2 separate regions of the Mus musculus genome follow, and region 1 is linked to region 2. A link is a loop called in an ENCODE intact Hi-C map of the cell type or tissue named here. Cell type or tissue: heart. All regions are shown on one strand. Links, peaks and the distances in the headings refer to the core of each region. The heading gives the core; the rest is flanking DNA. Region 1 overlaps Rassf5 (Ras association (RalGDS/AF-6) domain family member 5). Region 2 overlaps Gm51643 (a long non-coding RNA gene).

Region 1 (2,912 bases), core at 110-2,609, 91 kb after region 2:
GAGGCAGAAGCAGGAGGATCTTTGAGTTCAAGGTCAGCCTGGTCTAGTTCCAGATCAGCCAGGGTTATACAGAGAAACCCTGTCTTAAAAACCAGAGGGGGGGGGCAGGGAGGGAGATGTAGACACAGCCTGGGAAGGAGACTGTGCCACATACAGATGACCCGAGACAGAGAACAGTTTGAGGTGAGAACCACAAGAGAGATAATAGTGACATTGGTGTATCAAATGAATTTACACTAAAGTAACAAAAGAAAAAGCCTTTCAGTTTATAATTTTCAACTCAAATCCAAAGACGAAACAAGGACCTTTTCAGACATGGGAGGCTGAAGGCATGTATCTGCATACACTCGACACAAGCCAAGAGTGTAACAAGCTATGCCAAAGTTTGTGTCAACACATGACCTTTACAGACTGACAAATCCCGTTTCTCAGAACACATCCCTATGGCTAACAACACACGGCTGTAGGAAGACACTGTAATGTTGAGGAGATAGCTCAGTGGGTAAGAACACTCCCCTGCGAGCATGAGGGACTAAGTCTGAATCTCCAACATGAACTTAAACATGACTGTGCATGCCTGGAACTCCAGCATTAAAGGGCAGAGACCTGCAGAAGCCAAGAACTCCCTGGCCAGCCACCCAGCACACATGGCTGGCTTCAGGTTCAGTGAGAGACTCTGTCTCTCACTAACTAGGTAGAGAGTGATAGAGAAAGCCACCTAACACCCTCTCTGGCCTCTACATGTATACATGGTATGGATCCAGACACTGCTTTTGTTCCCCCCACCCCAAACACCACATGCACATGCTTGCACGCATGCAAGCACAAAAAGCAAATAGCCATACGGGGGGGGGGGGCAGAGCTCCACCCCCTCAGAGGAGAAGAGGGGGGAAGGGGAAGGGATTATGTAAGGGGGGACTGGGAGGCAGGGACAGCAATCAAGATGTAAAGTAAATAGATTAAAATATTATAAACATAAAGAAAAAAGAAATACTAAGCTTACAGTAATTCAAAGAACGCAATGCTGGGAATATTAGCTCAGTGGTAGCGCACTTGCCTGCTATGTGTGAGGCCCCAAGTTTAATTCCCAGCATCTCAAAAAAAAAAAGTTCAGTAACTTTATAAGAAAGTATTTCAATTCATAGAATGCTACCAAGAATAAAGACAGCTACTTCACATCGATAAAGGGGCCAATTATAAGGACATAATAATCTTAAAACTGCATGTATCCAATGATAGAGTTTCAAAACACAGGAGTATATCCAGGTAAAGTGTCACAGCAGGTAATTTCAGGACTTGAATTTCCAGGCTGTATGTGTGTATGTGTGTGTGTATGTGTATATATATATATATATATGTGTGTGTGTATATATATATACACACACACATACACACACACAAATATATATATATATATATATATATATTAAATCCACCAAGAATCTCTGTGACAAAGAAGAGAGCCATTAAGCTTGGAGAAGGGTAAAGAATATAATCAAAATACACTGCATGAAAAATTAAAAACAAAAAGACTTTTGTCCTTTGCGACTCCTTTCTTCCTCTTCTCTGGCTCCCCCGTGTGGTGGTCCTGGGCTCACAGACGGCAGCCCCTCCTCTTCTGAAGGACCTGGGAAAGCAGGGCCTGGAGTGGAGACAGTGTGCTGTGGGAGGCAGTTCCAGGTTAGGAGTCAGGAGATTTGAACTCCTGCCAACTGAGTCAGTTCTCAGCTGTAGCGGGCTCCGTTAAGGAACAGCAGGGAGGAGGGGTGTGTCTGTTTGAGGGGTGTGTGATGTTTGGGGGGTGGGAATGTAGGCAGAAAGGAAACAGACCTCCTGGGTTGAAGGGCCACCAGCCAGGTCGATCCACTCTGGAGATCTGGAAGTCATTTGTCCATTGGGTGAAATGGAACAGGGTCACCTACACAGTGGCACAATGGCTTAGACCTCTATGGTTAGTCGAATGAATGTGTGTGCTTGCAGAGAGACATGGTCTTTATGCACCCACAGATGCTGCTTGCCACACAAACCTAAGGACCTGAGCTGTGGCTTTGACCTTGGATCTACTGCTTGGAGTCTCTATACTTTCCTCTAGAACAGCCGGTCACAGAAGGAAGTAATTTCCCCCTTGCCTTAGGACATCTGACCATATCTAGTTTGGGTTGTCAGATCGATGAGTGGACTTTTACCCACTCCAAAGGTTTGATCCCCAAAACACATGTACAAAGCTGGGCATAGTAGCACATGCTTGTGATCACAGCGCTGCAGATGTGGCTCTTGGAGCTCACTGGCCAGCTAGCTTCGCTTAATCAGTGAGCCCCAGCTCCAGGGAGACTGTCTCAGAGAACAATGCCCAGAGTCGATCTCTGGCTTCCACATATGCACATATGTACCTGCACACACATGTGCACACACATATGTACCCACCCACATACATGCATGTATACTGCACATACATATGTACCTGCACACACATGTGCACACATACAGCACACACATATGCACCCACACACACATGTGCACATATACAGCATACACACACACACACAAACAAGTCAATAGAAATAAATTTTTAAAAAACGCTCGTATGCACAGAGTACTGAAATAAACAAGTCATGTGCAGCAAGGCCAGGGCTATAAGGCCCCAAGCAGGATTATGCCAAGAGAGTGCCTGTGGCCCGGGAACTGCTGCTGGAGGAGATGGTCTCTCCAGAAGGATGCTCAGGAGTCTACTGGGTAGAAGAAATGGGAAATAGGGTTTGAGTAACAGGGTGGTGGTGGGGGGGGGGGAGGGGATTCGATTTGTCTCTTACAATCTATGTATTCCATTTCTAAGAAAAGTGTGTCAACAGCCAGAGGGCCAGAGCTGTCTGGATCGGGAGAGCACGCTAAATGAGAATCAAAGTGCAGCCAAG
Region 2 (2,912 bases), core at 106-2,605:
ACTAAGAAAGGGGAGAGAGGAAAGAAGGGGAGATGAAGAGGGAGGGGGAAGGAAGGGGGAGGAGGAAAGGGGGAGGAGGGGAGGAAGGTATGGGAGGGTGGGGAAGGAGAAGAGGGGTGGGAAGGAGGGGAGGGAGAAGAATGAGAGGAGGGAAGAAAAAGGAAGGGGGAAGACAAAGGAGGCAGGAGGATGAGGGGAGGAGGAGTGAGCAGGGAAACGGGGAAGAAGAGGAGCAGAGGGGAGGACTCTCTGCCATTTCTGGTGCCTGAAAGCAATAGCTAGACCTTGGTCTGCAAGCTCAAAAACAAAAGAAACTCAGCCACAGAGTGTCTACCTAAAGGAGAACATGAATTGGTTCCACAGGGTTGTTTCTCATCCATGGCACCCAGTATCTGGCAGATACAGGATTCCATCTAGTGAGAAGTCTAAGGACAAACCTCCAGGATGAGGATGGCTCTGTGGTTGTAAGAACCATGGCAAGTGGGCACAGACATCTTGGAGTGTCTTCACAGTTTATGTGCCACAATCCCAGGTCCCTCGTCCTTTCCTGACAGCCAACCTTGGACAGCCGGTAAAGTAATGCGTGATCGGGTTGAAAGAAGGCTGTCACCCAGGAGGAGCATGGAGTACAGGACCAGGCATGAATGCCAGAGATGCTGGCTTTGAGCAGAGAAGACCACTCCCTGGCATCAGGACCAAAAGCAGAGCTCTCGGTCAGTGGTTAATATCCTTCCTCCCAGCCTCCCCAGAGCATGGGTATGGAATCTAGCAATTCTTCAGGTTCCAGCTAAGCTGCACGAAGGTGTTACAAAAGGCCATTTCTTCTCCTTGGAGGAGAGCCAAAAGGAAAAGTGACACACACAGCCTTCATCCTGGAGTCAATGAAATCATAGCTCACATGAGCCTGCAAAATGAGAAAAATGCCCTTGGCTTGGGACTAACCATCAATGAGGGGCGGAGGGGGAAAAGAAGGGAAGAAAGGGGGAGGGGAAACTAGAAAGAGCTGAGATCGATCCTTAATTCACACATCAGGCTCATATTCGTTTGTTTGGAGTTTTGGGAACAAACTGTATCACATAGAGAATGGCTGAATAAACTAATGAAGTGCGTCTGGTAAGCTTATCCCTATGTGCACCACCAGGGGGAGCACTTGTTCCACACCGCTGGTCTTTTATGCACTATGAAGCCGCTGGTTAAGGGCATAAATTCTGGGTTCTAAGGGCCTTTTTTTTTTTTTTTTTTTTTTTTTTTTTTAAAGATTTATTTATTTATTATATGTAAGTACACTGCAGCTGTCTTCAGACACTCCAGAAGAGGACATCAGATCTTGTTACAGATGGTTGTGAGCCACCATGTGGTTGCTGGGATTTGAACTCTGGACCTTCGGAAGAGCAGTCGGGTGCTCTTACCCACTGAGCCATCTCACCAGCCCTCTAAGGGCCTTTTAACACCACCACCACCACCACCCCTTTTGTCCAAGAGCTGCCTGATTTTACTTTGTGCACGTCACCCTGTTTTCAGATAAGGAAAATATCTGACCCCGGGGAACTGGCAGTTTCTCCCACTCTTAAGGGCTCCAGAAATAGAGTCCTCACCTCACTTGGCGGCAATCCCAACCCTTTCTTGCTGTGGGATGTTTCCTGTCCACAGACCCCTAAGACGGGAGCTAGACAAGCAGGTGCCTCCACAGGGACCACACATTCGAGCCTGAGGAGGAAGTAGCCTGCTTTCCCGAGGCCTGGAGCCTCTTCTCTGCCCCTGCCCCAGCCGCAGACCCCCTACCAACCCTCCTCACCCACCAGCTCTCCCCAGTGCCTGGCCAGCACCTAGGAGCAACAGCCAGACTGTGGTCCCCGCAGGCTGCAGCGTGCCTTTGTCTGGGCTCACAAAAACCACATTTAGAACCGACTCCCACTTCTGATGCCCCCAGCGCATCTGTCTTTGCTTCGTTCCATCTGGCGATCTCAGAGGAATGGCTAATTAAATTGAAATGAGCTGGCCTATTTTTAGTGTTCTTCAGCTATCAGGCCTGGGGGGAATAGCCACAACGTTTGGAAAAGAACACCAGGAAGACTGAAAATCTCTGGAGCTGCATGCTGTTTCTAGGATTATCAGCTCCCAAGTCCCACCTGCCTCGGCAGGGTCCATCCGGTTCTCCTGTTGTCCTGTTTGAGGATGGGGCCAAAGTTGGAGGAAGGACGCTATGATTTAGATACAGCTTAGGTGTGGCACCTCCTGTGTTGCGAGTCTAGTAAGGTAACGGGCGGGCGCCGAGACCTTGAGAGAGTGCACTTGGATCACTGATGCTGTGTCTTCAGCTGCTTTCACAAACCCCTCATTTGGTCTAGTGTGAGGTCATTATGAACAGGCAAGACGAGCCTCGGCCCTAGGTGCTGTCTAATCAATACATCTCTCTGTCTCAAAGTCACAACTGTAATGGAGCTAACTCACCCAGGAGTGTCAGCCAGAAGCTCAACATACAACACTGCCCTGCTCCCTGACTTACAGCTCCCCCATTTATAAAGTTCACAGCCTCCCTCATTTTCCTATAGTACCTGAAAGTGACTAGTAAACAGGCTTCCTGGGTGCTCTTGATCCACCTCATCCTAGAACCAGAGACACATTCAGCTCAGTGAGCCTTGACAGCTTGATGCCAAGTCAGAGCTGTGATGAGCTTTAGATGACAACAGGTTTGTGCAGAGAGGAGGTGAGGAAGGGGAGGTGAGAGGTGGGGTGTGGTAGAGGTGAGGATGGGGAGGTGAGAGGTGGGGGGTGTGGTAGAGGTGAGGATGGGGAGGTGAGAGGTGGGGGGTGTGGTAGAGGTGAGGATGGGGAGGTGAGAGGTGGGGGGTGTGGTAGAGGTGAGGAAGGGGAGGTGAGAGGTGGGGGGTGTGGTAGAGGTGAGGATGGGG

The links. Peaks named below come from ENCODE experiments on the same cell type or tissue, not always from the same donor. Only the 100,000 strongest peaks of a DNase experiment are listed, where the experiment ranks them.
Region 1: a loop joins it to region 2, with 4 times the contacts of the local background. A loop is called at or near these places in 3 of 42 quality-filtered maps.

Annotation. Positions count from the first base shown.
Region 1 is chr1:131,206,083-131,208,994 of GRCm38, forward strand. All of the region lies in intron 2 of Rassf5 (Ras association (RalGDS/AF-6) domain family member 5), which reads right to left. Among named protein-coding and RNA genes, the nearest start is that of Gm28913, 38 kb to the right of the region's middle. In heart, for the core only: a CTCF peak has its summit at 1,582 (motif pointing left); a DNase peak (open chromatin) is centred at 1,665; H3K27ac peaks cover 479 bases.
Region 2 is chr1:131,114,996-131,117,907 of GRCm38, forward strand. It overlaps Gm51643 (a long non-coding RNA gene), which reads left to right. Exons shown (of 2, transcript XR_003947991.1): 2 at 555-912. Among named protein-coding and RNA genes, the nearest start is that of Gm51643, 3.7 kb to the left of the region's middle. In heart, for the core only: a CTCF peak has its summit at 1,121 (motif pointing right); a DNase peak (open chromatin) is centred at 1,596; H3K27ac peaks cover 1,789 bases.